4 separate regions of the Homo sapiens genome follow, and regions 1, 2 and 3 are each linked to region 4. The links are chromatin loops, found by intact Hi-C in ENCODE. Cell type or tissue: heart right ventricle. All regions are shown on one strand. Each heading gives the region's core, and the rest is flanking DNA. Links, peaks and the distances in the headings are about the cores only. Region 1 has its middle 48 kb from the start of ZNF680. Region 2 has its middle 71 kb from the start of ZNF680. Region 3 overlaps LOC124901658 (a long non-coding RNA gene). Region 4 holds the start of LOC124901657 (a long non-coding RNA gene).

Region 1 (7,888 bases), core at 1,475-6,474, 54 kb after region 4:
GCTAGATCAAATGATAGATCAACTTTTAGTTCTTTAAAAAAATCTCCACACTATTTTTCATAATGGTGCTAATTTACATTCACACCAGAAGTGTAAAATTGTTCCCTTTGCACCACATCCCCACCAACACTATATTTTTTTATTTTTTAATTATGGCCATTCTTGCAGGAGTGAGGTGGTATCATATTGTGATTTTCATTTGCATTACTCTGATAATTAGAGATGTTGAGCAAGTTTCCATATGTTTCTTGGCCATTCGTATATCTTCTTTTGAGAATTGTCTATTCATATCCTTAGCCTACTTTTAAATGAGATTGTTTTTATTTCTTGCTGGTTTATATGAGTTTTTTGTAGATTCTGGATCTTAGTCCTTTGACAGATGTATAGATTGTGAATATTTTATCTCACTCTGTGGGTTGTCTGTTAACTCTGCTGATTATTTTTGCTCTGCAGAAGCTTTGTAGTTTAATTAAGCCCCATCTGTTTATATTTGTTTTCGTTGCATTTACTTTTGGGTTCTTATTCATGAAGTCTTTGCCTAAGCAAATGTCTAGAAACGTTTTTCCAATGTTATCTTCTAGAATTTTTACTGTTTTAGGTCTTAGATTTATGTCTTATGTCTATCTTGAGTTTATTTTTGTATAAGTTGTGAGATGAGTTTCCAGTTTTATTCTTCTACATGTGGCTTGCTAAACATCCCTCCATTATTTGTTCAATAGGGTTTCCTTTCCCCACTTCATGTTTTTGTTTGCTTTGTCAAAAATCTGTTGGCTGTAAGTATTTGGTTTTATTTCTGGGTTCTCTATTCTGTTCCATTGGTCTATATGCCTATTTTTATATCAGTACCATGCTGTTTTTGTGACTATGGCTTTATAGTATAAAGTTATGTAAACTTTAGGATTGTCTTTTCTCATTCTGTGAAGAATGATGTTGCTATTTTGATGGGAGCTACATTGTATTTCTAGATTGCTTTTGGCAATGTAGTCATTTTCACAATAGTGATTCTACCAATCCATGAGTATGGGATGTGTTTCCATTCGTTTGTGTCGTCCGTGATTTCTTTTAGCAGTGTTTTGTGGTTTTCCTTGTAGAGGTCTTTCATGTCATTGTTTAGGTATATTTTTAAGTATTTTTTTTCCAGCTATTGTAAAAAAAAGTTGCATTCTTGATTTAATTCTCAACCCAGTCACTGTTGGTGTATAGCAGAGTGACTGATTTGTGTACATAAATTTTGTATCTAGAAATTTTGCTGAATTCACTTGTCAGTTCTGGGAGATTTTTGGAGGAGTCTTTATGGTTCTTTAGGTATACAATCATATCATCAACAAATAGTGACAGCTTAAATTCCTCTTTGGATGCCCTTTATTTCTTTCTCCTATTTGAGTGCTCTGGCTAGGACTTCAGTGCTATGTTAAATAAAAATGGTGAAAGTACACATCCTGGTGTTGTTCCTGTTTTCAGAGAGAATGCTTTCAACTTTACCCTGTTCAGTGTTATGTAGGCTGTGTGTTTGACATAGATGGCTTTTATTACATTGAGATATGTCCTTTGTATGCAGATTTTGCTGAGGGTTTTAATTATAAAGGAATGCCGGATTGTGTCAAATGCTTTTTCTGTGTTTATTGAGATGATCATTGTTCATAATTCTGTTTATTGGTGTATCACATTTATTGACTTGTATATGTTAAATCATCCCTGCATCCCTGATACAAAACCCACTTGATCATAGTGGATTACCTTTTTGATATGTTGTTGGATTCAGTTAGATTTTTTTTTTTAAAGGATTTTAGCCTCTGTGTTCATTAGGTCAGTCTGTAGTCTTCTTTTTTGGCTATGTCCTTTTCTGGTTTTGGTATTAGGGTGATGCTGGCTTCATACAATGAATTATGGAGGTTCCCTCTTACCGTGTCGTGTGGAATAGTGTCAATAGGATTGGTACCAATTTTCCTTTTAATGTTGGGTAGAATTCTGCTGTGAGTCTGTCTGGTCTTGGACTTCTTTTGTTGTTAATTTTTTAAATTACGATTTTAATCTCACTGCTTGTTATTGGTCTGTTCAGGGTTTCTGATTTTTCCCGATTTAAGCTAGGAGGGTTGTACATTTGCAGGAATTAATTTATCTCCTCTAGATTTTTGTGTTTATGTGTGTAAAGGTGTTCATAGTAGCCTTGAATGATCTTTTGTATTTCTGTGATGTCAGTTGTAATATTTCCTGTTTTGTTTCTAATTAAGCTTAATTGAATATTCTCTCTTTTTTTCTTAATCTTGCTAATGGTCCATCAATGTTATTTATCCTTTAAAAAACCAGGTTTATGTTTCATTTGTCTTTTTTTCTTTTTAATCTTATTTAGTTCTGCACTGAGCTAGGTTGTTTCCTTTCTTCTGCTGGGTTTGGGTTTGGTTTGTTCTTGTTTCTCTAGTTCCTTGAGGTGTGACCTTAGTATATTGTGCTCTTTCAGACTTTTTGATGTAGACATTTAAAGCTATGGACTTTCCTCTTAGCACGGCCTTTGCTGTATCTCAGAGGTTTTGATAGGTTTTGTCACTATATCATTCCATTAAAATTTTTAAATATTTTTTGTCTTGATTTTATTGCTGACCCAATGATCATTCAGAAGCAGTTTATTTAATTTCCATGTATTTGAATGGTTTTAAAGGTTTTTGTTGTTAACTTTCAATTTTATTCCACTGTGGTCAGAGAAAGTACTTGATATCATTTCAATTTTCTTAAATTTATTGAGACTTGTTTTTTGGCCTATCATATGTTCTGTCTTGGAGAAAGTTTCACGTCCTGATTAATAAAATGCATAGTTTGTGGTTTTTGGCTAGAATGTTCTGTAAACAGCTGTTAAGCCCATTTGTTCCAGGGTGTAGTTTAAATCCGTTTTTTCTTTATTGACTTTCTATCTTGATGACCTGTCTAGTACTGTCAGTGGAGTATTGAAGTCCCCCACTATTATTATGTTTCTGTCTATTTAATTTCTTAGGTCTAATAGTTATTGTTTTATAAATTTGGGAGCTTATAAAGCCCCATTTTCCATTTTTACAGTTTGGGCACTCAGAATATTTGGGCTGTCTCCCAGGTCCTACAGGAGCTATTTGCTTCCTTTAAAGGGACTGTGAATTATCCTGCCTTTCCTGGTATATTCCTAGAGTAGTTCTATGTAGTTTTAGCAATGCAACAAGATTTAACAGGTTTTCTTTTGTTTGAGATAACACTTAGAGTTTTTTGTTTTATTTTTATGAAAATTAAAAAGTACGAACACAAAAGTGAGGTTGGAGTGAAAGTTTAATAAGCAAAAGAAGAAAGCTTTTTGCTAGCAGAGAGGGGTTTCTGAGTAGGAGTTCCCCCTGTGAGGCTGGGGTTCAGGGTTATTATGGACTAGGAATAAAAAGAAATGTGCTTAGTTTGTGGGCTGTTTTGGAGATCTTGTGACTTAGCTTGGCCTGGGACTAATTAGAAAGCTTGGGCTGAGATCTTGGCCCAGGACCAATTAGAAGCTGAAATGATGATATATAGATGCTGCTTAGCTTGGCCCAGGACCTATTAGAAGCTGAAGTGAAAGCTTGGCCTGGGACCTTGGCCTGGGACCAATTAGGGTCTGAAATGATGATTTATAGGAGCCGCTGTATAGTTTAAATAAAGGTGAGTGCCCACTGGAGCCCACTGTGTTTATGCCCACAAAAGGAGAAGAAACTTTTTGTGGAGCCCTCTGATTATATAAAGGATAAAGGCATTTTATACCAGGCCTTGTTTTTTATTTGAGTGAGCTAGAGGTTTGTGCAAGTTTTTATGTAAATAGGCTGGAGGGTTTTTTTATTTGTGCAGTTGTGGGCATGTTTTTAGGCACAATACTTTGTGCCTGTTTTTTTATTGGTGCCTGCAGCTTGAATTTTTTTTTCCAGGCTGCATTTTACATTATATGGGGTGGAGGCAATGACTCATGGGCTGGGGACTTTTCAGAGACCTTTCTGTTGCTATTTACCTAAGGCAAGCAAACTTCTTTCAGTCTCCACTCAGGAGTGGAAACCCTAACTATTTTTATAGAGATTAGGCATTGGATTTTTTTGGACTGCTTTTTGCTTGAAAGGGGCATTGTGTAGGGAACAGTAGCTAGGATTTTTTAGGGGGGGGTGCTAGTTTAAGGGTTTTTGGAAGAGGTGCACATTTATGTGTGTGTGTATGTGTGTGTGTTGCACTGATGCAAACAACTATATTGTTGTAAGTCAAGAATAATTTAACTAGTTTTTAGATTTTAGAGGAGCTAGGCTGAGAGAAAGAAATGCATTTTAAATTTTATTTACAGGAGTGTACCTTGCTTGTTAAAAGGTTTTAAGAAATTCTTACTTACTTTGAAAAGCAAAATAAAGATTAGCAATTTGTGTGTGGGTGTGTCTGTGTGTGTGTGTGTGTGTGTGTGTGTGTGTGTGACAGAGTTTTGCTCTTGTTGCCCAGGCTGGAGTGCAATGGCGCGATCTTGGCTCACTGCAACCTCCGCCTCCTGGGTTCAAGCGATTCTCCTGCCTCAACCTCCCAAGTAGCTGGGATTACAAGCATGCGCGACCACGCCCGGCTAATTTTGTATTTTTAGTAGAAACTGGGTTTCTCCATGTTGGTCAGGATGGTCTTGAATTCCCGACCTCAGGTGATCCATCTGCCATGGCCTCCCAAAGTGCTGGGATTATAGGCATGAGCCACCACACCCAGCCAAGATTAGCAATGGTTTAAGCAAAAGTTAAAAACATTGCTTTTGTTTTTTATTAGTTTAGTTTATTTTGTTAACTTTTGTTTTGCTTGATATTTATAAATATTATAAGTTTTTATTATGAGTTTTATTAATGAGTGGTGAGTTTATTTTATTGACATTTATAAATATGAGTTTTTATTATGAGTTTTATTATTATAGAATTTTTTTATTATGAGCTATTTATGAGTTTTGTTTTGTTATGAGAAACCTGCATTGGAGAACATTTGTTAAAGTTTTACAGCTAATTGTAAACCATTTTTTGAAGAAAATTAAAATAACAATTGTTTATAAATGACAAAATGTTTAGGGTGGTTACAGTTAGCAGCACAATTGACAAAGAAATGTGGTTATTTTTGTGGCTTATAATAACATAACCTTAATTGTGATTGATGGTGCACATTTAGACATTAGAATCTTAGATATTTTATATGGTTTTGGAACATATGTTAATGATACTTACTAAAATATAACCTGAAGAAGATTAGATATTAATTTGGCAATTTTATATACCTAAACTTGTTAAATAATTTTGTTAACCTCTGTTTTGGATGCCCCAGGAGCCCCTTGCAGAACTCAAGAGCTAGACATTAGAAAAGACAACTTTGAAACTGAAATTTGATCTTGTGAAGTTTGTTGAAGATGTTGGAGGTTTAAAACACTTGATATTCTGAAATAAAATTTTAAATTACCGTAAGTTATTTGTTTTGCTAAAATGATGATTTAAAATTTGAAAAAGCAAAACCTTTTACTAGCTCTTATTATTACATAAAAATTTTGATTGGCCAGGTGTGGTGGCTCACGCCTGTAATCCCAGCACTTTGGGAGGCCTAGGAGGGTGGATCATGAGGTCAGGAAATCAAGACCATCCTAGCCAACATGGTGAAATCCCGTCTCTACTAAAAATAAAAAAAGTAGCTGGGTGTGGTGGCAAGCACCTGTAGTCCCAGCTACCCAGGAGGCTGAGGCAGGAGAATAGCTTGAACCCAGGAGGCAGAGGTTGCAGTGAGCTGAGATCACGCCACTGCACTCCAGCCTGGGTGACAGAGCGAGAATCTATCTTAAAAAAAAAAAAATTTTTAATTAAAAGAAAGAAAGCTAAATTTTACTTTTGCATACTGTTAATGTTAACCCCAATTTTAATGAAACCTTATAAACAATTTTCTTCAATTTTAACTAATTAGACCATGAGGTGAGAGTTTTATAAACCTTTTATAACCCTTTACAAATTTTGCTAAGAGTTGATTAGTGCTTTAATAAAACCTTGTGTTTGTATTTTAATGCTTAATTTGAAAAACTATATAATATCCTTTTGAATTTTAGTTGATATGTTTACATACAGAATTTTTTTGCAAGATTAATTTTTACAATTCTTTTTTTTTTACAATTTGCTTAAAGCTTTTGCTTTAAGACTTTTTTTATTTTTAGGCAAAACGTACTTTTAAAAAAGATTTTACTAAAAACACATTTTACTGCTTTTGCATACCTTGCATGTAAATTTTTTTTAGTAGTTTTAATTATATGTTATAATGATAACTTTCAGCAATTTTTAACTTGAATGTAAAACCTGGTAAATTGTTTTAGTTATGTTCTAGGTGCAGATGAATTTTGACTTTTTTTAGCATAGTTAGGGGCACATACGCTTTTTGGCCTTACTCATTGTGAAGCAGGCAAATAGAACAGTTTTTAAAGGCCAAAGGAGCAGTTTACAACCTTAAAACATTTAGCAAATTTAATATTTGGCCAGAATAATTTTGATTACCTATTTACATTTTGAAGACATTTATACTTTATTAATAAGTTTTAAGGCTGATTTTATTTTTTAAAGATTAAAGTTACATAAACTGAAAGGTACCACAGCCTTCATTTTAAAAAAATTGATTTAAGCACTTATTTTTAATTAGAGCTTTTTTAAATAGACATTACACACACAACACATGTATAACCACACAGAAAAAAAAAAGATTTAGTAGTTACAAGATTTTTTACTTGCCAGTTTTTAACTGGATTATTGGCCTCTGGGTAAAGCCCTTTAGGAACAAGGCTAGAAATACAGTTTTTATTTACAGGGCTAGGAATACAGTTTTTAGGGATTTTATGAGAAAAATTTTTTTTAAATGAGATTTGTGGTGTTCTTGTTTTTAAGAAGTTTTGGGCCACCAGAAATTATTTTAGGACCTTTTATGAATGGACCAAGAATGGCAAGGCACAGTGGAGAAAAGTCATTTAGTTGACTGAGAAGAAATTTTTTTTTTTTTTTTTTTTTTTTGCTGGAGACGGAGTTTTGCTCTTGTTGCCCAGGCTGGAGTGCAATGGTGCGATCTTGGCTCACTGCAACCTCTGCCTCCCGGGTTCAAACGATTTTCCTGCCTCAGCCTCCTGAGTAGCTGGGACTACAGGCGCACGCCACCAAGCCCAGCTAATTTTTGTATTTTTTTTTTAGTAGAGAAGGGGTTTCACCATCTTGGCCAGGATGATCTCGATCTCTTGACCTTGTGATCCACCTGCCTTGACCTCCCAAAGTGCTGGGATTACAGGCATGAGCCACTGTGCCCAGCCCCTTAAGAAACTTTTTTTAGAAAAGATTTATGAAGAGAAAAACATGAAACCTTTTAAAATATATTTATGGCTTGGATATTTATTTTTAATAGTGCTTTTTTTTTTTTGGAGACCAAGTCTTGCTCTTGTCTTCTGGGCTGAAGTGCAATGGCACGATCTTGGCTCACTGCAACCTCCGCCTCCCAGGGTCAAGTGATTCTCCTGCCTCAGCCTCCCGAGTAGCTGGGATTACAGGTGCCCACCACCATGCCCGGCTAATTTTTGTATTTTTAGTAGAGACGGGGTTTCACCATGTTGGCCAGGCTGGTCTCAAACTACTGACCTCAGGTGATCTGCCTGCCTTGGCCTCCCAAAGTGCTGGGATTACAGGCATGAGCTGCTGTGCCTAGCCAATAATGCTTTTTAAGAATTTTTTTTTTTATTAATTAAAACTTCACAGAGAATATAAACAGTAATTTTACCATTTTTTTCCTAGTTTGCACCACTACCTGTTTACAATTATGTTTAGGTTTTTTTAGAGGGTTTTTTTTAAAGAAAGTGTCTGGGTTTGGGCAAGGGCAAGGTTTTTTTTTGTTTGTTTGTTTG
Region 2 (7,888 bases), core at 1,031-6,030, 76 kb after region 4:
AAGGCTGAGGCAGGAGAATCGCTTGAACCCGAGAGGCGAGGTTGCAGTGAGCCGAGATCGCGTCACTGCAGTCCAGCCAGGGCAGTAGGGCAACAACTCCATCCCAAATTAAATTAAATTTAAAAAACCAAAGGTTTTAGCACGATAAAGAACGTTAAAATGTAAACTAAACTATGACAGTTTAGATTATGATGAATGACTTTTTATTTGCACTTATGTTAAGAATCACCTTTATTTATTTTTTTGAAACACACAGGAAATGCTGTGGTGGTAACTTGCTGGGTGATGACTGGGATGGTATTTACTATCCTAGGGATGGTGGGGTCCAGTGGACCAGAATCCTCAGCACCTGACCATGTTCACTGCTGTCCTTTCTCTCCCTAAGATTCGTTTCTCAGACTCCATCATCAACTCTGTTTCTATCGTGGCGTGAACGGTTTTTCGCTGCTTTAGCATCTAACTTTGATTTCTGCGAATTTTCGTTGATAGTTTGTTTTTCTTGTCCATCTCTGGTGCTGGCTTTGCTGTTCCACTTTGAGGAGTTCCGGCAGCTTCACCCTCAGCTACTCCAACAGTCCATCCTTTTGGCTCAAACTCTTGCAGTTTCTTTCGGTTCTTCTGTTCCTGGCGTCTGAGATTTGTCAGCAGAGCCTGTTTTTCAGGGAACATGGATACCACCTCCTCCCTCCTGCGGGGTGGCTCCTGCACGTCTAGTGGGCGCTAGTCCCAGCCGCGGCCCAGCCAAGCACAGCGGCAACCGCAGCAGCAGCCGGAGTGCCAGCCCCCGGGGTCGCCCAGGCCAGGGACGCCACGGCTCTAACCCTGGGTCGAGGCCCAGATCGGTGCACAGAAAGCCGATGTCAAGTGGAGCATTTCCCACAGCTGGGCGAGCCCTCCTCAGCCTGCGGAGCCAGTTCCTGCCACCAGCTTCATGCTGCCACTGCCCCCTTTCATTAGAGGGACGCACAGGAAGGCACAGGGGCACAGAGACATCGTGGAAGAGTCCAGGGGAAGGAGGAGGGGCGGGGCCCGTCAGCCTCAGGCCCAGGGCATTGCGGCGCGCCTCATGCCTGAGCAAACATCAGCCACTGTCACCGCGGGGAGGACAGAGGGGCCCAGGCTCCCCCAGCCAGCCTTCCTCTGTGCCAGGAGAGGAGACAACTTTCCTAAAAAGCAGCACAGGGTAGAACCTGCAGATCTGACCCAATTAAGTTTTCGTCCTTTTTAACTCTTTTCTCTTGTTTTGCCTTTTCCTTTCAAATTATGCTCACCTGAAGTCAGATTTCATGTTCCATCTTCATGTGGCAATTTACATGTAATCATAATGGTCACAACTTTAAAAACTTTTTTTGTTTTTTTAATTTGGAGACGGAGTCTCACACTGTCGCCCAGCCTGGTGTACAGTGTCGCGATCTCAGCTCACTGCAACCTCCGACTCCCGGGTTCAAGCAATTCTCAGGCTTCAGCCTCCTGAGTAGCTGGGATTACAGGCATGCGCCACCACGCCTGGCTAATTTTTGTATTTTTAGTAGAGATGGGGTTTTGCAATGTTGTTCAGGCTGGTCTCAAATTCCTGGCCTCAAGTGATCCGCCCAGCTTGGCCTCCCAAAGTGCTAGGATTACAGAAAAATTTTAATTTATTTTACCCAACAGTGCTGGGTTAACATTAAACTTTTAATAGTGCTTTCTGAATGCTACAGTTTATTACCTTTTATTTGATTCTATTAACTAAGCTATAGTAACTAATAATAAAGTCTCAATTTGCATACCTTGACAGTTTACAAAGGGCATGCATTTATTCATTTAACCAATAAATGTGTGTTGAGCATACACAATGTGCCATACTTTTTGCTAGGCTTAGGAAATAAAATGAAGAAAAGAAAGTATTGGTCTCTACTCTCATAAAACTTTCAGGCTGGCTTCATGAAACTCTCACACACTCCTGAGAAGTGGATACCTCTGAAGTCTCTTATTAACCTCCTACCCAAAGTAACCACCATGTGAATTTTGTGTTATTCTTTAATTTATGCATTTTTATCTATAAACCATATACATTTTAGTGTTGCCTGTTTTTTGCGTTTATATACATTTTACCATTTTATATTTGGGACTTGCTTTTTTATTTATAATTTTTTTATTATTTCATGTTGCTTAGCATAGCTGTAGTTGTCCATTTTCACTGCTGCATAGTGTAAATATACATCAATTTATAAATCAATCTTATTGCCAGTGGATATTTGTGAATTCCAATTACTCCATATTTTTACCAACTTAGAATTACTAGACATAATTTTTGACAAAATGGTGAATTAGAAAAGTGTATCATTTATAGTTTTAATTAGCATTTTCATAGTTACTAATGAAGTTGGAATTTTTCATGTTTATTGATCTAATAAGATCTAAGACTTGCCATCTCTCCTATATTTAATGTCTTTTTCTTATTCATAATAGTCTAATAAATAATAGTTATATATATATATATAAAAATATATATAAAAAACTTTTTTTTTTTTTGAGATGAAGTTTCTCTCCTGTTGCCCAGGCTGGAGTGCAATGGTGTGATCTTGGCTCACTGCAACCTCAGCCTCCTGGGTTCAAGTGATTCTTCTGCCTCAGCCTCCCAAGTAGCTGGGATTACAGACACGCACCACCACACCTGGCTAATTTTTTTGTATTTTTAGTAGAGATGGGGTTTCAACACGTTGGCCAGCTGGTCTTGAACTCCTGATTTCAGGTGATCCACTCGCCTCAGCCTCCCAAAGTGCTGGGATTACAGGTGTAAGCCACAGCGCCGGTCTGTAATATATATATTTTTAAATATCAATCTTTTGTAGTATGTCTTTTAAAAATATTTTCTCCCAATTTTGCTTTGCCTTTGCATTATCTGTAGTAAAACATGTTTTTATACATTATTAATAATCAAGTTTAAAATTGATAGTCTAATTTATAAATATTTTTATGCATTATTTTTATCTTGTGCCATGTTTAGAAAATTTTTACCCCAGTTATAATATTTTCCTGTATTTTCTCCTAAAAGTTTTAATTCCTTAATCTATGTGAACAAGTTTTTTGTGTGAGTTGCTTTTCAGGTATCCAGTCTACCTAGGTAGAACCAATTGTTTAGGTACTAGTTTATTGACTAATTCTTCTTTGCAAGTATAATTGTATAACTCATTTCTCATTTTAATCTGTTGACTGGAACCACAGATGCAATAGTTAACAAAAATGTTTACAGCAGCATCATTATCATGTTTATGACATTAAAAAACAAGCTTTTAATAGTTTATTATGTATATTTGCTGTAGTTTATTTTAGATACCTTGTATATTTACAATATAAAATCACATCTTTTATTTCTAGTTTGCTGGAAGGCTTTTACCGAGCTCTTTTCTGTGCCTATTTTATATACATGTATAGATTTTAGTGTTCAACTTATCCTGTACTCCTGAGATAATCTTAGTCATGGAAACTGGGTCTCACAAATCTGTCTCCCCCTTTTGGTTCCTAAATAAGATGGTTACAAGATGAAAGGCTACACACCTCCCCCATATTTTGCACACAAGAAAATTCCTGGTGAGATGTTAAAACTTCACCATGGCAATGCAACTTGATAGCTTATCTTTACAGGTGCAGTCACCCTGGCCCGCCGGACACAAATGCATATCTGATTTTTTTCCTACCCCATTTTGTCTGTTATGTAAAATGCAGATTCCCCACATTTTTCTTCTGCCCCCTTTTATGTAAAAACTGTGTGCTTCTCAATATCCCACCCTTTCCCCTTTAAATTTGGAGCCCTCAAAATCATCTTCAGAAAAAGGCATAGACCTGTCTCCTGGGTGTGTCCTTAACTTTGGCAAATAAATTTCCTAAAATGACTGAGATGTGTTTCGTTGTTTACTTCGACTGACATCTGGTAACCACAGAGGGATCCTGACTGAAAGTGACTTACCTGGCTTGTGGCAGTTCACCTTTCAGTGCTTGGTACCGGCTTGGGCACCTTATGGCCTGAACCGACAGGAAATTTACGGAAGTCTGGGACCCCTTTTCTCCAGGGATCCCTGATTTTCCGCGTTTTTCAGCTGGGGGTCGGAGGTTTATTTGCTGTTAAAAAGACTCTTTTGCTTCTGCATCGGCAGAGAGTCTTCTCCAGCATGGGCCCCATAAGTAGGTAAGAAACTGGTTTGGGATTCTGCCTTGCAAATTCTTCTTTCTCTCGTTCTCTTTCCTTTTTTTTTTTTGTTGTTGTTGTTGTTCTTGTTTTTGAGACTGAGTCTCACTCTATTGCCCAGGCTTGAGTGCAGTGGGGCAATCCGGGCTCACTGCAATCTCCGCCTCCCAGGTTCAAGCGATTCTCCTGCCTCAACCCCCCCAGTAGCTGGAATTACAGGTGCATGCCACCACGCCTGGCTAATTTTTCTTTCTTTTTTTTTTTTTGAGACGGAGTCTCGCTCTGTTGCCCAGCCTGGAGTGCAGTGGTGCAATCTCGGCTAACTGCAACCTCCGCCTCCCAGGTTCAAGCAATTCTCCTGCTTCAGCCTCCCGAGTAGCTGGGATTACAGGCACACAACACCATGCCCGGATAATTTTTGTATTTTTTTTTAGTAGAGACGGGTTTCACCATGTTGGTCAAGCTGGTCTCAAACTCCCGACCCTGTGATCTGCCCGCCTCAGCCTCTCAAAGTGCTGGGATTACAGGCGTAAGCCACTGCACCCGGCCTAATTTTTGTATTTTTAGTAGAGACGGGGTTTCACCATGTTGACCAGGATGGTCTCAATCTCTTGACCTCGTAATCTGCCCACCTCAGCCTCCCAAAGTGCTGGGATTACAGGCATGAGCCACCACACCCAGGTGCAAATTCTTTTAAATGACTGAAATAGCATAATAGCATTAACAACTAGCTGTTGTTAATTTCCTGCCTACACTTAGAGCACTCAGAAACTGTATATTTTGTGTGATTGTTGTTATGCTTAACGTTTTTGTTTTTGTTTTTTGGTGCGTGTGTGTGTTGTGTATGTGTGTGTTTTGGTCCTTTCCCTTATCAGATTTGACCAACTTTGAACCCTCTAGCTCATGAGTTTGTAATCTTCCACTCTGAAGAAATACAGCACCTTGCTCCCCTCAGCCTTTTGGGGCATTCTCAGATGACTGGGAATCATGTGAGGGTGTCTAGGAGAAATGCTCCCTAAAACGTGCAGATGTTCTAAATAGGTTTCCCCTTTCAGAAGAACATATTTAGAATCCAATCTCATCTAGCAGGGGCATATAACGAGCCAAACCCTACTGCACCTTGAGCCCCTGACACATTTGTGCCAAGTAGCTTCGACACAGGTGGACTGAACCGGTTCAGGGGGTAACGGCCCTGAAAAGCTAGGTCTGAAAGCAGCACATTTTGGGTTTGACACATGTCCCTACTTGATCAAATCTGAAGAGGAGCTCTAAATTATGGGGAACAAGGCCTCTAAGACCCCGCGTGCTGCAGAAAATAAGGTTCTGCCTTTGGAAACTCCGCTGGGTATATGCAAAATGCTTATGGTAAATCATCATGCAAACATTTAACTAAGTGGGCCACTGTAACTAAAGCAGATTCTAAATTCCAATGGCCTAAATTGGGATCTTTTGAGATGCCTAAATTAGTGTACCTGTGAACCAGGATGAAAAATTCAGGCACAAATCTAAGCGGCCAGAATGGGAGAGTTATTTTTAGTGGTATTTGGAGAGTAGCAAACGGGGCAAAGACTGCCTCACCTCCCTACAGGAGGCGAACAAGCAACTTAGAACTACTAATCAGGAACTCTCTAATCTTATGTCTCTCAAAAAACACTCAAAATCCCTTACTTCCCCCTTCGCACCACCCTCACCTCCACCTACAGCACCACTCTACCCTGTCCTCTCTGAACTTCCCAGACCAGACCTGTGCCCTTTCACACTCGCTCAACAGAAGGCAGTCCAGAATCTGACTTAAAAAAGGCCTCACCCACTGACAGTTCCCTTAAAGCCCCAATGGCAGTGTCTCATCTGGAAGATGTAAAAAAGAAGGACCATCTCTCATGATTGCCCCATTTCAGGAACAAAAAGTAACAGGTAGGGGAACCCAGGTTATTTTCTACTAACCTTGGTCAAAGACTGAATTATGAAGCATAATTTAAAAAATTCCTGCTAGGGTGCGGTGGTTCATGCCTGTAATCCCAGCACTTTGGGAGGCTGAGGTGGGTGGATCACCTGAGCTCGGGAGTTCGAGACCACCCTGGGCAACATGGTGAAATCTTATCTCTACTAAAATACAAAAAATTAGCTGGGCTTGGTGGCGTGTGCCTGTAGTCCCAGCTGCTCAGGAGGCTGAGGCATGAGAATCGCTTGAGCCCAGGAGGTGGAGGTGGCAGTGAGCTGAGATCGCTCCACTGCACTCCCGCTTGGGCTATAGAGTAAGACTCCATCTCAAAAAAAAAAAAAAAGTCCTGACTCCCATAAAGTTCCAATCAGGTGTACCCAAGAATTTGAGCTCATTATCAGAACCTATGACCCAGGTCATTCAGACCTTTATCTGCTAGTTCACATGTTGGTCTCAGAAGCTAAAGATAACGAATGGCTGGAAAAAAGCACAATGGTCAGACCCTATAGCTGATTTAGCCCCTGAAGGTCCAATAGAGCCACAACAACCAGCCCCCAAAATCCAGAAGACAGGTGTAAAGATGCATGGGAATGAGCGATTGCTCTGTTAAATGTTATTCCTTCAGTGTTCCAAAGGGTTGTGGATTGGAAAAAAATCCAACAATGCCACCAGAACCCAAATAAATCAGTTTTAGATTATTTCACACATTTTGATAAAACTTTTAAGACAATATTGTGGGATGTGAGCTGATTGCTTTGAAAACAATAAAATGATACATTATTAAATGTGAATTTCTTAAATGGAGTAGATGATGATTTAGCCAGCCTTGTAAAATGCCACATAACAAACTGGGCCACAGTAAGAACTAGTAAACTAGTTAACTTAGCTGACCAATTATCCTACACTATGATAAAAAAAGAAAAGCAGAAGAGTGCCCACTTACAGCTAAAGCAATTAAGTTCTCAAACCTGTCAGCTGTAGAAAGATTTTAAGCTCCCTTGGTCTGAGAACTCTTTCCCTCCCAGTCTGTTACTACTGTAAAGGATCAGGACACCTTAAAAGGGATTCTCTTAGGCTGAAATGAAAGAAAAGGCAGGAAAATGCAATTCAGGAAGACTAGGGGTGCTCTGAGGAAGTACAGAAGTTTCACCTCTCCAAATATTCTATCCTGATGAACAAATTGAGAGAGATTAATATAATAAACCATGAGCTTAAAACTGTTACAGGAAAGGTGTCCTGATCCAGATCCTGAAACAGGGTTCTTGGATCTTGCGCAAGAAAGGATTAAGGGAGAGTCTGCAATGCAAAGTGAAAGCAAGTTTATTAAAAAGGTAAAGGAATAAAAGAATGGCTACTCCATAGAGCAGCCCTGAGGGCTGCTGGTTGTCCATTTTTATGGTTATTTCTTGATGATATGCTAAACAAGGGGTGGATTATTCATGCCTCCCCTTTTTAGACCATATAGGGTAACTTCCTGATGTTGCCATGGCATTTGTAAACTGTCATGGCACTGGTGGGAGTGTAGCAGTGAGGACCAGAGGTCACTCTTGTCGCTATTTTGGTTTTGGTGAATTATGGCTGGCTCCTTTACTGCAATCTGTTTTACCAGCAAGGTATGTATGACCCGTATTTTGTGGTGACCTCCTATCTCATCCTGTGACTTAGAATGCCTTAACCATCTGGGAATACAGCCCAGTAGGTTTCAGCCTCATTTTACCCAGCTCCTATTCAAGATGGAGTTGCTCTGGTTCACACACCTCTGATATTTCCCCCCTCCC
Region 3 (7,888 bases), core at 1,416-6,415, 100 kb after region 4:
CGTCTCAGCCTCCCAACCTGCTGGGATTACAGGCGTGAGCCACCGCGCCCAGCCCCCATCTCCTTTTTAATCTTGTTTGCTCCTCCCTATGAAAGAAAGCCCTTGTCTGCCTAGACTTTGCAGTCCTTAAAGATCTTATAGTTGGTACTTCCTCCTGTTGCAATGCTTGTTTGGTATTCAAATTTTTTACATAAATCTAACTTTATTTTACAATGTTTAGAAACTGCCTCAAAACAATAACAACTTCATCTTCAGTAAAACCCTCCCAATCTCCTTCCTTCTTAACCTTAACTGCATCTGCCTGTGGGTCCCCAGCTTTCTAGGGCTCTGTAGCCTCAGTATAAAGGATTCTTTCATGGCTGGGGTGCACAGGCTGGGACACCTGCAGGGGAGGCTCCCTAGAAAGAATTAACTGGACCTTTAATAACATCCTTTTGCAGGCTCAATATTAGCCCTAGCTTGGAGTCACCAGGCTAAAGATTTGATTTCTATGTCAAAGGTATTCACTTGGTTTTTGAAAGTAACTGTTTGAAAAATCCAGCACAATTACTCAAACATGGTGTTACTGTAAGGAAAGGAATTTATACGCTGCTTACACTTCACACTTCAATAAGAAAAGTAAAAGTATTTATTCCTTTCAGATAATAAATGTATTATTTTATTATTTCCATTAATAATCATGTAGTAAACAACTAGTCATATGGGAACACTTCTAAGTGGTACCAAGTTTCACCTCATAAAATTTAGCATGAAACTCAGAAATCAGGCCGGGTGTGGTGGCTCACGCCTGTAATCCCAGCACTTTGGGAGGCTGAGGCGGGCGGATCACGAGGTCAGGAGATCGAGACCATCCTGGCTAACACGGTGAAACCCCGTCTCTACTAAAAAAATATATAAAAAATTAGCCAGGCGTGGTGGCGGGCGCCTGTAGTCCCAGCTACTTGGGAGGCTGAGGCAGGAGAATGGCGTGAACCCGGGAGGTGGAGCTTGCAGTGAGCTGAGATTGTGCCACTGCACTCCAGCCTGGGCAACAAGCAAGACTCCGTCTCAAAAAAAAAAAAAAAAAAAAAAGAAACTCAGAAATCAAAATAATGGGATCTAGAACAGAGATAGTGTCACAAACTTACCCTGCAAAAAAAGAAACTGATGTTTTCATGAATCTATGTAACTCACCAATTAGCTACAACATTTTCTTGTGGAAATGTATTCATTTTCTAAAACCAAAATAAAAGAGTGATTTTCCCTATAATTTTCCTTGGTAGCTAGTAATCTAAAAGCTAAGCCTTGAAATTCTGTTTGAAATCACTCAGCCATAAAAAATACACCTGAGAAAATTGTTAAACTCACTCTGGGAAAGAAAAAAGTAAATGAGAATTATTAACAAATGGAATATATGATTACATATTAATTTTTTTAACCCACCTCTTTTATGTCCTTTTTAATTATTTTTTTCTACCTGTCAAGCCCTACTTAATAAAATGCAATTTACAGTTTAAAAACTGAGGTCAGGCTGGGTACCATGGTTCACGCTTGTAATCCCAGCACTTTGGGAGGCTGAGGCGGGTGGAACACCTGAGGTCAGGAGTTTGACACCAACCTGGCCAACATGGTGAAACCCAGTCTCTACTAAAAATACAAAAATTAGCTGGGCGTGGTGGTGTGCGCCTGTAATCCCAGCTACTCCGGAGGCTGAGGCAGAAGAATCGCTTGAACCCAGGAGGTGGAGGTTGCTGTGAGCTGAGAGCGCACCACTGCACTCTAGCCTGGGCAATAGAGCAAGACTCGGTCTTGGTTAAAAAAATAAAATAAAATAACTGAGGTCAAAATAAGTAAACAAATATTTTCACAGTGACAAATTTATGGTGTGGCAGTGCTGATTAAAAAACAGATGTGCCTGACTCATGTGTCAAGTCAGGCCATCCAATCGCTTAAGAGATTCTCACCCCCCATCCTGCTCACTTAAGTGCTCAATAACCTGTCTCTCAGGAGACATTGCACTATGCCCCAGTGCGTGCCCCAGGTGCATTTTACTTTGCACCTGGGGTTAAGTTATTGAACCATCTCACTGGGGTCAGTTTTTGTTTGTTTTTTTGGAATACTATTTTTTCTTTCACAAATTTTTCACTATTTGTCTTTCACTATTTTTCCTCTGTTGTACTTCTTTCACAATTTTTCCTCTGTTGTATTTCTTTCACAATTTTTCTGCCCCTATACAGAATCCAGGGAGCAAAAATTATTTCTGTGTTTTCCCCTCAATACCAGCATCTGATTATCTGACCAGCAATGTGTCTACAAGAAATGGAATCTGGCTTGAAGACAATCTTAATGTCTCACGGGGTTAACTTTTCAAAAAAAATAGTATACCAGGAGATTCCTCTCAGCCCTAGGGCATCCATCTGCTCTTTCAAGAGGCTACACTCCATACCTCCAGTTTTCCTATTGGAGAAAATGACCCAGGACCTGAGAGTCACTAGACATTATAGCAGACAGCCATGGTGGGTATCTTGGTTCATCCCCAGACAGTACTGAAACCCAGGACCAGTAAAAAAGTAAATGATGGCTGAGAACACATCACCCCATAGTTTCCAAAGGGAAACCATGACCCAAAAACATTCTGACAAGATCTCTGTGCCTAGGGAAGATAAAAGAAAAAGAGGCACAGACTTTTTTACAATACAGTGTCTGTGGAACTTTCTTCTTATGGGAAATATTTACAAACAGAAAACAAATGTTTTAAAAAGTGCCATCCAATACTTTGTCATAATGATTAATAATGATTAATTAAAATGCAGTATCAAAAATGTATACTAAAGAACAAATAGTTGATCATGCAAATTAGGGAGGGGAAGTTGGCATTTGGGAATGTCACAAGGAACTGGAAATTTAGTATTTTACTGCAAGCCAGAGTTAGACTGAAGGATTAGGGGGTGGGGGGTAGACTTGAGACCCTGTTTGGGACACATGTGAAAAATGCAGGGTAAAATCTGTCCCCTGTGGAGTGTGAACATAATTAAATGGCAGGCAATTAGACTGAGGTGGCTCTAGCCCCTGGATTCCTACTTAAAAAAACAAAAATCTAACTCAAGTGCATTTTTTTGTCAATTACTATATTGGAGAAAGCAAAATTTAGGCAACTATAAACTGCCAATTAACCGCTGATTACATTATCAGGAAATTTTCACCTCGATCATACAAGTTGAGAAACTACGTAACTGTACCTAACCACTGATTTTCTTCATCATGCACCTTAAAATGACTTTTTTTTTTTTTGAAATGAAGTCTCGCTCTTGTCTCCCAGGCTGCAGTGCGATGGCGTGATCTCGGCTTACTGCAACCTCCGCCTCCCGGGTTCAAGGGATTCTCCTGCCTCGGCCCCCTGAGTAGCTGGGATTACAGGCGCCTGCCACCACCTCCGTCTAATTTTTGTATTTTTAGTTGAGACAGGGTTTCACCATGTTAGTCAGGCTGGTCTCGAACTCTTGACCTCAGGTGATCCACCCGCCTTGGTCTCCCAAAATGCTGGGATTACAGGCGTAAGCCACCGCGCCTGGCCTAAAATGACTTTTCTTTAAGTCCACCTGATGGAACATAAACTAGAAACCATAGCTTGGTGCTCTACAATTTTTGAATCACTCTTTGATTAAATTCTTTAATATTTTTCTGGTTACTCCCATAAATACTTTACAGGAGAAAAGAGTGACTGGGAACCCCACGGATCAAAGCTCTTCCCATTCATAAACCCCGCACCCCGAGTCAGGATTCTCCCGACTACCTTCTCGCGGTCCCTGCACAATCGGGGAGGGATGCGGCGCTGTAGGTGCAGAGCTGCCCAGAGAGGACTCCAGGCCAGGGCACAGTCACTGCGCAGGGAGGAGACAGGACGCCCGGGGTCACTGCTGTGAGCCGGGCCGCCATCTTATGGCTAAAGGGGGCTGAGGGCCGAGCTGAGCCAAGGAGAACTCAGTGGGGACGGGGGAGGTCCGTGGAATTTGGAGCCGACTTCGGGGAGGCCCGAGTCCCGCCACAGCCACTTCCTACCGGTTCCAACCAGCCCCCTCCCTCTCTCTCGGGATGTCGGACCCGTCACTCTCACCACTTCTAGGCTTCCAGGGGGTCCTGGCGTCTTAGCTGTGGATCTCCCAATACCTACAGGTCACAGGGACACAGAGGTTGGGCCTCTAGGAGCAGAGGACACAGAAAAGCGAAGAGAAGACCTGGAGCTCCAATGGTAGCGAGACAAAGGCCGCGCCAAATCCCGGAAGCCGTCCTGTCCGCTCCAGCTACGTGCCTGATTGGACGGTTCCTAGCCCAGCGATCCTGATTGGATAATGTTTAGGGCCCCACCCACTCAGGCCCTGAGTAGCGGAAGATGTGCTCAGATGCTGGGCTGAATGAAGACAGAGTGAAACCTAAGCTGCCGCCTTTTCAGGCAGGGCTTTTTCCTGAGCTGAGCCAGTCCCGCCCCAGAGGGCATTTGCATTTAACCATGCGTATAAGGTCATATGCATTTATAAATAATATATTATATGGCTATTCACAAATGCAAAGAATATAATAACCATTATTTAACAAATTCAGATTTTATGACCTTCCTGGCTTCTGGTTGTTGAGCAGGCAGCCTGGGATTTTAAAACGGAGGCAATCCTCTGAAATAAAATGTGAGCCACATGTGAATTTTACATTTTCTGGTAGCCAAACTTTAAAAAAAGAAGAAACAGGTGGAATTGATTGTAGCAATTTAATTAACTCACTATATTCAAAATATTATCATTTCAATATGTAAGAAATATTTATTACTAATAAAGTGTATATATATATATGGAAATAAATCTTTGAAACTAACTCTGTATTTTACCTTTCTAGAACATCGCAGTTCAGACCAGCCACATACCAGGCACTCAGTAGCCACACTTGGTCAATAGCTGCTACATTAAAGTGTAGCTTCGACGACAGGGGATGAAGATCCTGAAAAAATCTTTTCCGCCAGAGGTGAAGGAAGAGCCTCTCCCTACCAACATCTCTCTTCAGTTCCGAGGGTGGAACAGATACTGTCCATGTAAAAAGCAGAGGGCAGCAGGAATAAAATAATCACAGGTACATCATTGCTGGCCCACCTGTTGGTGTACCTGTGATTATTTTATTCCTAAGTTATAAACTAAAGATCTCTACATTGTAAGCTAAAGACTGTTGAAGTAAGAAACTAAATAATACACAAATACTTGCAAAGATATTTATTTGTAAATTGGCATAATTAATATTGTTAAATGTCTGTATTACACAAAATGATCTGCAGATATAATACAACCTTTATCAAAAACCAATGACTTTCTTCACAGAAACATTTAAAAACAATTCCAAAATTTATACGGTACTAGAAAAGACTCTCACTATGCAATAAAAAAAAATAAAAAAAAAAACAAACCCACAGCTGAGAACATTCCCCTACCAGACTTCAAAATATCCTGCAAAGGTATAGTAGCCAAAACTGTATGGTACTGGCTTAAAAATTAACTCATAGGTTAATGAAGCAGAATAGAGAGACCAGAAGTAAATCCATGCATTTACAATTAATTGATTTTAGATGAAGGTGACAAGTTATTAAAAAAAGAGAGTCTCTTCAATAAATGATGTTGGGAAAACTTTATATCCACATGAAAACAATAAAATAAGACCCTCATCTCATACCATGTATAGAACTCATCTAAAATGAATTAGAAACTTGAATTTAAGACTTGAAACTCTGAAACTTCTACAAGAAAAAATATTGTTAAAGCTTTATAACATGAGTCCGGGCAATGATGTTTTGGATTTAACCTCAAAATCCTAGAGAACAAATGTAAACATAGATAAATCAGATTATTTCAAATTAAAAAGCTATTACACATCAGCATTTGCAATCAAGAGAATAATAAGACAACTAAAATGTGTGAGAAAATATTTCCAAATTTTACATCTGACAAGAGGTTAAATATCAAAAATATATAAGAAACTCAAATGACTATACAACAAAGAAGACAACTATTAAAAATGAGCAAAAGGCCAAAATAGACATTTTTCAAAAAAGGACATACACATGACAAACATATCTTTAAAAAAAAGGTTCAATGTCAGTTATCTTCAGGGAAAGGCAAGCCAAAACATTGATAAGATATCAATTCACTCTTGCTAGAATGACTCTTATTAAAAAGAAAAAGATAACAAGTATTAGTAAATAGGGGAAAGAGAATGCTTAAACACTGTTGGTGTGAATATAAATCAGTAAAGCCATTATAAAAAACAGAATGAAGATTTCTCAAAAAGATTAACATAGTACTATCATATGATGCTGCAATTGCACTATTGGGTCTAAATCCCAAAACAAATAAAATACGTATGTTGAAGAGAAATCTGCACTACTATATTTATTGCAGAACTCTTCACAGATTCATAGTATAGAATCAGTCTAAGTGTCTATCATCCAATAAGTGAATAAAGACAATGTGGTATATATTTTTTGTTTGTATGTATTTTTTATATAAACATATATATAATATATATGTATATTTCAGGTTATATTTATAGTATATATATTTATATATATTGTGTATATACATATTTTGTGTATATGTATATACACAAAATAAGAAAATCCTGTCATTTGCAATCATATGGATGAACCTAGAGGAAATTATATTTGTTAAAGTAAGTCAAGCACAGAAAGATTAACACCTCATCATTTCACTGTTGTTCACTTATCTAAACAACTTGATGTTATTAAAGTAGAGAGTTTTGTGGTGGTTACCAGATTCTAATGTAATTAGAAGAAAGAAATGTATGTGGAGATGTCTGTGAAAAGATATATAATTACAGTTGGCTAGGAAAAATAAGTTCAAAAGGACTATTGTACAGAATAGTGACTATAGTTAGTAATGATATATTGCATTTTTAAAAAATGCTAGGACAGTCAATTTTATATGCTCTTGTCGCAAAAGTGTCAATGATGTGAGATAAAGCATTTGTTAATTACCTAGAATTAAGCATTGACAATGTATATATACTTTAAAACATCATGTTTTATGGATAAATACAGATTTTATGCATCAATTTAAAAACATATTTTTAAAAACATTATAGAAAAATGAAAGTGTTTCAAATGCTCTCTTTGTCATAAACTTAACTAAATCATATCAAAAGTATATAGTTTTAGTTTAGTTTTTTTTGTTGTTTTTTTTTGTTTTTTTTTGTTTTTGAGATGGAGTCTCATTCTGTCACGCAGGCTGGAGGGCAGTGTGCAATCTCGGCTCACTGCAACCTCCACCTCCCAAGTTCAAGCGATTCTCCTGCCTCAGCCTCCCAAGTAGTTGGGACTACAGGTGTGTGCCACCATGGCTGGCTAATTTTTTGTATTTTTAGTAGAAGCAGGGTTTCACCATGTTAGCCAGGCTGGTCTTGATCTCCTGACCTTGTGATCCACCCACCTCAGCCTCCCAAGGTGCTGGGATTACAGGCGTGAGCCACCGCACCCAGCCAGTTTTGTTTTTTAAATTTAATAACTATAGAAACTCTAATATTTACCAGCATATTCTAGACCCAGCACAGAACATGGGAAGAGCCAATGTACTCTAGGGCTTTTACTTTAAGCTTGAGGCATCTTGGAGTTTCTAGTGCTGATGGTAATGAGGCAGAAATTTAAAAATAAATATGCGTTCATTCACTCTAAGAAAAGTAACAGGCAAGGCAAGGGTTAAAAAGAAAACAATAACTGTTCCTCTGCTTAGCAGCTCACTTCAAGGACAGTTATAAGATAATGCTGTCTGGAAAGCCAAGGCCAAAGGAATGGGCTTCAGACACCACCCCCCTACCCGCTACCAGAACAACGTTGAAGGGAAAAAAAGAAGAGAAAGACAAA
Region 4 (7,888 bases), core at 1,878-6,877:
GTCTTGACCTCCAGTGTATAAATATAGAGAAAACAGATTAAAGGTAAACTTATTTTGCCATTTGGCCTTGGCCCTAATGGTCAGGCTGTGGTTATCTGTTTTCTCCTGTGGTTTATGGAAATGTGTGAGTATAAGCACCAATCACATGCACACATGTCTACATGTATTTATTCATTTCTCAGTATTACAAAACATCTAACTTTAAATCAGGGGAAAAAAGTCAGCACTTTTAGGGTGCCCACTGTTAGAACGTAATTAGTAATCAACTTGCCATTAATTTTTGGCATCCTATCTGCACTGGGTGCACGTATTAGTTAGCTCTTACAGCATAACAAACCATCCAAAACTTCTTAGCTCATAATTGTGATGGTCAGCCATTTAGGCTGGGCTTGGTGGGGCCATTCTTCTGGTCTCAGCTGAGCCTGTCAACTAGGCAGCTGTGCTTCTGGGCATGAGCTTCTGCTTCTGGGATTGTCAACAAGGGGCACCTTGCTTCTCCTCCCTGTTGTATCTTATCCTCCAGCTGGCGAACATGGGCTTTTTTCATGGAGATGGCAGCATTCTAAAAAACAATTAGAAGCATTTAAAACCACTTGAGCCTAGGCCTCAAACTAGCACACTGTCATGTTCACAGGTGTCTACCACCCCGAACAAATAAGGCCAGCCAGATCTGGGGTTTGGAAAACAGATTCTGGATCTCCATGGGAACACCTGTAAAAGCACCTGGCAATGAGCATGGAACAGGGAGAACAAAAAATTGCTACCATTTGTGCAATCAGAATCATTCTGTTTTTCAGCTTTTTGTTTTGTTTTGCTTTGTTTTTGGATATATGTGGCTTATAGAACTCTTCCACATCAAGAAATTGCCCAAACACCCACAGCTATTAAGTGACTGGGCTGAGACTCACTCTCTAGGGCTCTAAATCCTGGAGAGTAACACTTCTAAAATAGAAGCCAGATTCCTTTTAGATTTGTGCCCAAATAGTACTGTTTATTATTGGAAATAATCTCAATAAATTGCATAAGCACATGGTGGCTCATACCTGTAATCGTAGCACTTTGGCAGGCTGAGATGAGAGAATTATTTGATATCAGGAGTTAAAGTGCAGCCTGGGTAACATAGTAAGATCCTGTCTCCATGAAAAAGACATTATCCAGGCATGACAATGCATGCCTGTATTCCCAGCTACTCGGGTGGCTGGGGCAGGAGGACTGCTTGAGCCTGGAAGGTTAAGACTGCAGTGAGCCATGATTGGTTACACCACTGCACTTTAGCCTGGGTGATGGAGTGAGACCTTGTCTCAAAAGAAAATAAAATAGCTGGGCGTGGTGGCTCACGACTGTAATCCCAGCACTTTTGGAGGCTGAGGTGGGCAGATCACCTGAGGTCGGGAGTTTGAGACCAGCCTGACCAACATGGAGAAACCCCATCTCTACTAAAAATAGAAAATTAGCTGGGAGTGTTGGCACATGTTCGTAATCCCAACTACTCAGGAGGCTGGGGCAGGAGAATCGCTTGAACCTGGGAGGCAGAGGTTGCAGTGAGCCGAGATCGTACCATTGCACTCCAGCCTGGGCAACAAGAGCAAAACTCTGTCTCAAAACAAATAAATTAATTGGCCTGGTGTGGTGGCTCATGCCTGTAATCCCAGTACTTTGGGAGGCCGAGGCGGGTAGATCACAAGGTCAGGAGATCAAGACCATCCTGGCTAAGATGGTGAAACCCCGTCTCTACTAAAAATACAAAAAATTAGCCGGGTGTGGTGGTGGGGGCCTGTAGTCCCAACTACTCGGGAGGCTGAGGCAGGAGAATGGCGTGAACCCAGGAGGTGGAGTTTGCAGTGAGCCGAGATTGCGCCACTGTACTCCAGCCTGGGCGACAGAGTGAGACTCCATCTCAAAAAAAAAAAAAAGACATAGAATAATGTGGAGAAAACAGCTGAGAGATGAGTTTAGAAATCAAAGTCCAACAACACATTACTTATTTTTTTCATAGAAAAAAATTTGAAAACGTTTCAAAGAAAAAAGCTTTTAGAGAAATTAAATTTTACAGAGTTTAATTGAGCAAAGTATTATTTGCAAATCAGGCAATCTGTGGGCCCAGAGTAGGCTCAGACTTCAACACAGCCACATAGTAAAAAAAGATTTATAGACAGAAACAGCAAAGTAACATACAGAAAAAGAAAGTGAGGTACAGAAACAGCCAGATTGATTACAGCTTGAGATATGTCTTATTTGAACATAGTTCGAAAAGTTGATGTCCTTTTATTGGCATAAACACAGTAGTTGGTACAAGAATGGGTTACAGTCTATTTATATATCCAGTTAGGTTCAGTTTACTATGGTACTATGTACTATGGCAATTAGCAATTGCCATAACAGAATTAAATAAATATTTCTTATGGTCATCTGCTACAAGCTAATTAATTAGAAAAATTGGATAATGACTTTATGCTTTATTACATGTTAATTGTAAATGGTTCCAATCAGCATAAATATACTAAAGTATTTTCAACTTTGAAAGATCCAAGAATGATTAAATCCTTCTGAATAAGTGTTTATAATAACTAAGATTATAGCCCTGTAGCTACAAAAATAATAGAAAAAATAAAGTTGTTATCTATGAGAACAACATTCTTCAAATTATTTGAAGTTTAAAGGCACTGGGAAAAGGGATTACTAGAGATGTCATTTTACTATGTTACCCAATAATGTATTATTACCATTTGTTACCTGCAGCCTTGATTAAGGTGGGATAGGTTACAGATGGTGACAGGATATACTTCATTCAATGCACAACAATTTAAACACACTAAAGCCACTTTTGTTTGATTTTAAAAATTATGGATCGCGCCCCCCAGCCCCCTCCCCCGACCCCGGGCCGGTGCAGCCGCAGGCGGGGTCCCCCTCCCCCTTCCCCCTCCCCCTTGCCCCTCTCCCCCCAGGCCTCGCGCGCCCCGGACCGGCCCCCCCTTTCCCCTCCCCCTCCGTGCCGCCTCTGCCGCGATGCCCCCCGCTGCGCCCGGGGCCCGGCTCCGGCTTCTCGCCGCCGCCGCCCTGGCCGGCTTGGCCGTCATCAGCCGGGGGCTGCTCTCCCAGAGGCTGGAGTTCAACTCTCCTGCCGACAACTACACAGTGTGTGAAGGTGACAACGCCACCCTCAGCTGCTTCATGGACGAGCATGTGACCCGCGTGGCCTGGCTGAACCGCTCCAACATCCTGTACGCCGGCAACGACCGCAGGACCAGGGACCCGCGGGTGCGGCTGCTCATCAACACCCCCGAGGAGTTCTCCATCCTCGTCACCGAGGTGGGGCTCGGCGACGAGGGCCTCTACACCTGCTCCTTCCAGACCCGCCACCAGCCGTACACCACTCAGGTCTACCTCATTGTCCACGTCCCTGCCCGCGTTGTGAACATCTCGTCGCCTGTGATGGTGAATGAGGGAGGTAATGTGAACCTGCTTTGCCTGGCCGTGGGGCGGCCAGAGCCCACGGTCACCTGGAGACAGCTCCGAGACGGCTTCACCTCGGAGGGAGAGATCCTGGAGATCTCTGACATCCTGCGGGGCCAGGCCGGGGAGTATGAGTGCGTGACTCACAACGGGGTTAACTCGGCGCCCGACAGCCGCCGCGTGCTGGTCACAGTCAACTATCCTCCGACCATCACGGACGTGACCAGCGCCCGCACCGCGCTGGGCCGGGCCGCCTACTGCGCTGCGAAGCCATGGCGGTTTCCCCCGCGGATTTCCAGTGGTATAAGGATGACAGACTACTGAGCAGCGGCACGGCCGAGGGCCTGAAGGTGCAGATGGAGCGCACTCGCTCGATGCTTCTCTTTGCCAACATGAGCGCCCGGCATTACGGCAACTATACGTGTTGCGCCGCCAACCGGCTGGGAGCGTCCAGCGCCTCCATGCGGCTCCTGTGCCCAGGATCCCTGGAGAACTCAGCCCCGAGGCCCCCAGGGCCCCTGGCCCTCCTCTCCGCCCTGGGCTGGCTGTGGTGGAGAATGTAGGCGCAACCCAGTGGAGCTCGCCTCCCCCTGCAGGGGGCCTCAGGCCAAGAGTGAGAGAAAAGGGGGAGCAAGAGCCCTGGGTCTCGTGGGGGCAGAAGGGCTCTCGGCCACCAAGGAAGAAGAGAAGAGGAGAAAGAGGAGGAGGCAGAGGAAGAAAGATCTTTAGAGAACCCATCACTGTGAGGGGTAACGCAAAATTATGTATCTTTCTACAGCCATTCTCGCTACCCGTTCACGTTTCCGATTGTGACCCACTCCCGCCACCCCATACCCCTCTCTCTTAGCTCAGGCTGTCAACAGGCTTGTGTGGGTGTGGGTGTGTGAGTGTAAGCCTGCATGCGTGTGTAGGTGTCTGTGTCTCTGTGTGTGTGTGTGTGGGTGGGCTGGGGGAAGGGACTCAACCGTCCTCCCACCCCCGAAACCCCCATGTCCACTGTCCCCAACCCTACTGCCTCTCACCTCTGGCTGGAGGTAGGTATGAGGCTCTGCAGTGGAAGCTGTGAAGAGAGGCTTACCAGGCTCCCTGCTTCCCCAATATATGCAGGCACACTGACCCCTCCCCCTGTCGAAAGGACAACTCCTGGCAGGTTGGGAGTGGGGAGGGGCATCGCACTCACCTGTCAAGCTGTCATTCAGCCTTTGCGAGTAAGTGGGGGACCTCCATCTGGGTTCTGGGCTTCCCTGCTGTCAACCACCAGCTTCCTGTAGCCAGAGGCTCCATCGCTGGCTCAGTGGCCTGAGACCTTCCCACTTTTCCTGTCCCTACCCACCCTGGATTTTCTGGCCCCCTCTTGGGCCAATCGGTGCTTCCATCCAACTGTCAGACTGGTGGCAGGAGTCACCTGTCTGTTTCAGTGCTTTGCCTTACCCCTGCCACCACTCCCCTTGGCCTTGATTTCCCCACCTGCGGAACCAGCCAGCTGCCCCTGGGGCCTTTGCAGCTGGCCCACAGGTGTGGGCTTGCTGGTCTATCACTTCCTGGCCTCTCCACCAACTGTACTTCCCAAAGGCTACCTGACCGCCCTCACACACACTCAGACACACCACACACACACACACCAGCGACTGTGACCAGCAATAGCCCCCTGGCTCCAGCTGTCCTGTAGCTGGTGACTAGCTGTATTTCCCCCTGGGTAGGCATCTGTTGTCAGGAAGGGACGCTGAGAGGCTGCAGCCTCAGCTCTGATTGTAGGAATACTCCGCCCTGGTACACCACACCACACAAAGTGGGGGACAGAGAGGCATCACACAGACATCCTGAGCCCAGATAAAGATGCCATGTCACCAACTCCGACTCCCACGAGACCCTCTATATAAACACCCACCCCAAACCACACCACTCAGAGTCTGGTGGAGAAGAGGAGAGGGCAAGGCTCAGTGACTGTACCTCAGACGGGGGCATGGGCCCCATCCCACGTTGTCTTCCATTCCCAGGGTCCAGGGGATGGGGTGGGACTGGGGAGGGATTCTAGGGAGGGGGTGGGAGGCCCTGGGGGCTGTGTGTTCCAATTCATGGGGATTGTTGAGACCACCACACCAATAAATGCCTTTTTCCAAAAAAAAAAAAAAAAATTATGTTCACGGCCAGGTGCGGTGGCTCACACCTGTAATCCCAGCACTTTGGGAGGCCGAGACGGGCAGATCACGAGGTCAGGGGATAGAGACCATCCTGGCTAACACGGTGAAACCTCGTCTCTACTAAAAATACAAAAAATTAGCCGGGCGTGGTGGCGGGCACCTGTAGTCCCAGCTACTCAGGAGGCTGAGGCAGGAGAATGGTGGGAACCCGGGAGGCAGAGCTTGCAGTGAGCCGAGATTGCGCCACTGCACTCCAGCCTGGGCGACAGAGGGAGACTCCATCTCAAAAAAAAAAAAAAAATTATGTTCACACAGGCTAGATGTGGCTTGCATTCCAATGGTTGAGACTCTTTCACCTGAGACTGAGACTTGGTGGTCTTCAGTTCACTGTCTTCTAGTTGCAGTGATGAGTGCATGTGTAAGATCAAGATTCAGAGGAAGAGGAGATGGTCAAGAGGAATCTGATTTGGTTGCATTCATGGCTTCCCAGAAGCACCGTGAATCTCAATAAAAGAAACCACTGGTTGGTGTGGTGGCTCACGCCTGTAATCCCAGCACTTTGGGAGGCCGAGGTGGGTGGATCACCTGAGGTAAGGAGTTCGAGACCAGCCTGACCAACATAGAGAAACCCTGTCTCTACTAAAAATATAAAAAAAAAATTATCCGGGTGTGGTGGTGCATGCCTGTAATCCCAGCTACTTGGGAGGCTGAGGCAGGAGAATTGCTTGAACCCAGTAGACGGAGGTTGTAGTGGGCTGAGATTATGCCATTGCACTCCAGCCTGGGCAACAAGAGCAAAACTCAATCTCAAAAAAAAAAAAAAAAAAGAACACTAACTGAGAATTAGGATATTAAACCTGGACAAGAGAAAGAATAAACACCTGTGATTGAGCAACGTAAATTGGAAGCTGATTGCCGGAAATTGCATCTGGAAAAGACTGGGAGTAAGTGCAAAGATGGCCCTGATGTAAAAGAGAAGACTCCACCTAATCTGAAGCGTGCTAAGATTATAGAAGCAGGAGATGGGCAGCCATAAATTAAAAAGAAGATGAAGTGGTTGGTCGCAGTGGCTCACGCCTGTAATCCCAGCACTTTGGGGGACCAAGGCGGGTAGATCACGAGGTCAAGAGTTCAAGACCAGCCTGGTCAAGATGGTGAAACCCAGTCTCTACTAAAAATACAAAAATTAGCCCAGCTTGGTGGCGAGCATCTGTAATCCCAGCTACTTGGGAGGCTGAGGCAGAGAATTGCTTAAACCCGTGAGGCGGAGGTAGCAGTGAGCCGAGATCGTGCCACCACACTCCAGCCTGGGTGACAGAGTGAGACTCCGCCAAAAAAAAAAAAAAAAAAAAAAGAAGACACACACACACACACACACACACACACAGATGATGTCACATTGAAAATTTGACTGAAATTTTGAAAATACTGTCAATTAAGTTTGAGTTTTCACTGAAGCAAAAAATAAAACAAGCATCTTAGAATTAACTGTATTTTATTGTCTTAATGTGCAATTGGTAAAACCAATTTACTTCTTTAAACTTCAAATTTTTCTGACTATAATGCAGTAGACTATGACTCTAAACATTTCCCTCATGCATTTTGTGGGTATTATGACTTACCATAGAGTCAATCACAAAGAGAGTCTACACTTAAATTTTCTCCTTGCATCTTAAATTTCAGTATCTATAATCCTCCATAAAAAAGTATATGAGAGGCTGGGCATGGTGGCTCACGCCTGTAATCCCACCATTTTGGGAGGCTGAGGCTGGTGGATCACCTGAGGTCAGGAGTTTGAGACAAGCCTGGCTAATGTAGTGAAACCCTGTCTCTAGTAAAAATAGAAAAATTAGCCGGGCGTGGTGGCAGGTGCCTGTAATCCCAGCTACTCAGGAGGCTGAAGCAGGAGAATCGCTTGAACCCAGGAGGCGGAGGTTGCAGTGAGCTGAGATGGCGCGATTGCACTCCAGCCTGGGTGACAAGAGCGAAACTCCATCTCAAAAAAAAAAAAAAAAAAAAAATGAGGCCAGGCGTGGTGATTCACACCTGTAATCCCAGCACTTTGGGAGGCCGAGGCAGGTGGATCACCTGAGGTCAGGAGTTCAAGACCAGCCTAGCCAACATAGTGAAACCCAATCTGTACTGAAAATACAAAAATTATCTGGGCATGGTGGTGTGCGCTTGTGGCCCCAGCTACTCGGGGGGCTGAGGCAGGAGAATTGCTTGAATCTGGGAGGCAGAGGTTGCAGTGAGTCTAGATTACTCCACTGCACGCCAGCCTGGGTGACTGAGCA

Evidence for each region. Hi-C counts contacts between places; a loop is a spot of excess contacts. Peaks named below come from ENCODE experiments on the same cell type or tissue, not always from the same donor. Only the 100,000 strongest peaks of a DNase experiment are listed, where the experiment ranks them.
Region 1: it touches region 4 in a loop (2.2-fold over the local background); 9 of 110 quality-filtered maps call a loop at or near these places.
Region 2: a loop joins it to region 4, with 4 times the contacts of the local background. A loop is called at or near these places in 4 of 110 quality-filtered maps.
Region 3: a loop joins it to region 4, with 3 times the contacts of the local background. A loop is called at or near these places in 6 of 110 quality-filtered maps.

What each region holds. Positions count from the first base shown.
Region 1 is chr7:64,511,583-64,519,470 of GRCh38, reverse strand. It overlaps a transcript of ZNF680 not described here. Among named protein-coding and RNA genes, the nearest start is that of ZNF680, 48 kb to the left of the region's middle. In heart right ventricle, for the core only: no CTCF peak of the experiment used is centred there; no DNase peak of the experiment used is centred there; H3K27ac peaks cover 696 bases.
Region 2 is chr7:64,488,213-64,496,100 of GRCh38, reverse strand. No RefSeq gene overlaps it. Among named protein-coding and RNA genes, the nearest start is that of ZNF680, 71 kb to the left of the region's middle. In heart right ventricle, for the core only: no CTCF peak of the experiment used is centred there; no DNase peak of the experiment used is centred there.
Region 3 is chr7:64,460,218-64,468,105 of GRCh38, reverse strand. LOC124901658 (a long non-coding RNA gene) reads left to right here. Exons shown (of 2, transcript XR_007060358.1): 2 at 4,864-5,425. Among named protein-coding and RNA genes, the nearest start is that of ZNF680, 99 kb to the left of the region's middle. RefSeq lists a silencer at 5,268-5,423. In heart right ventricle, for the core only: no CTCF peak of the experiment used is centred there; a DNase peak (open chromatin) is centred at 4,255; H3K4me3 peaks cover 1,063 bases; H3K27ac peaks cover 441 bases.
Region 4 is chr7:64,565,556-64,573,443 of GRCh38, reverse strand. LOC124901657 (a long non-coding RNA gene) reads right to left here and starts at 4,769. Exons shown (of 2, transcript XR_007060357.1): 1 at 4,476-4,769; 2 at 151-562. It also overlaps the pseudogene LOC100133092 and the pseudogene LOC100129293. In heart right ventricle, for the core only: a CTCF peak has its summit at 3,930; no DNase peak of the experiment used is centred there; H3K4me3 peaks cover 1,508 bases.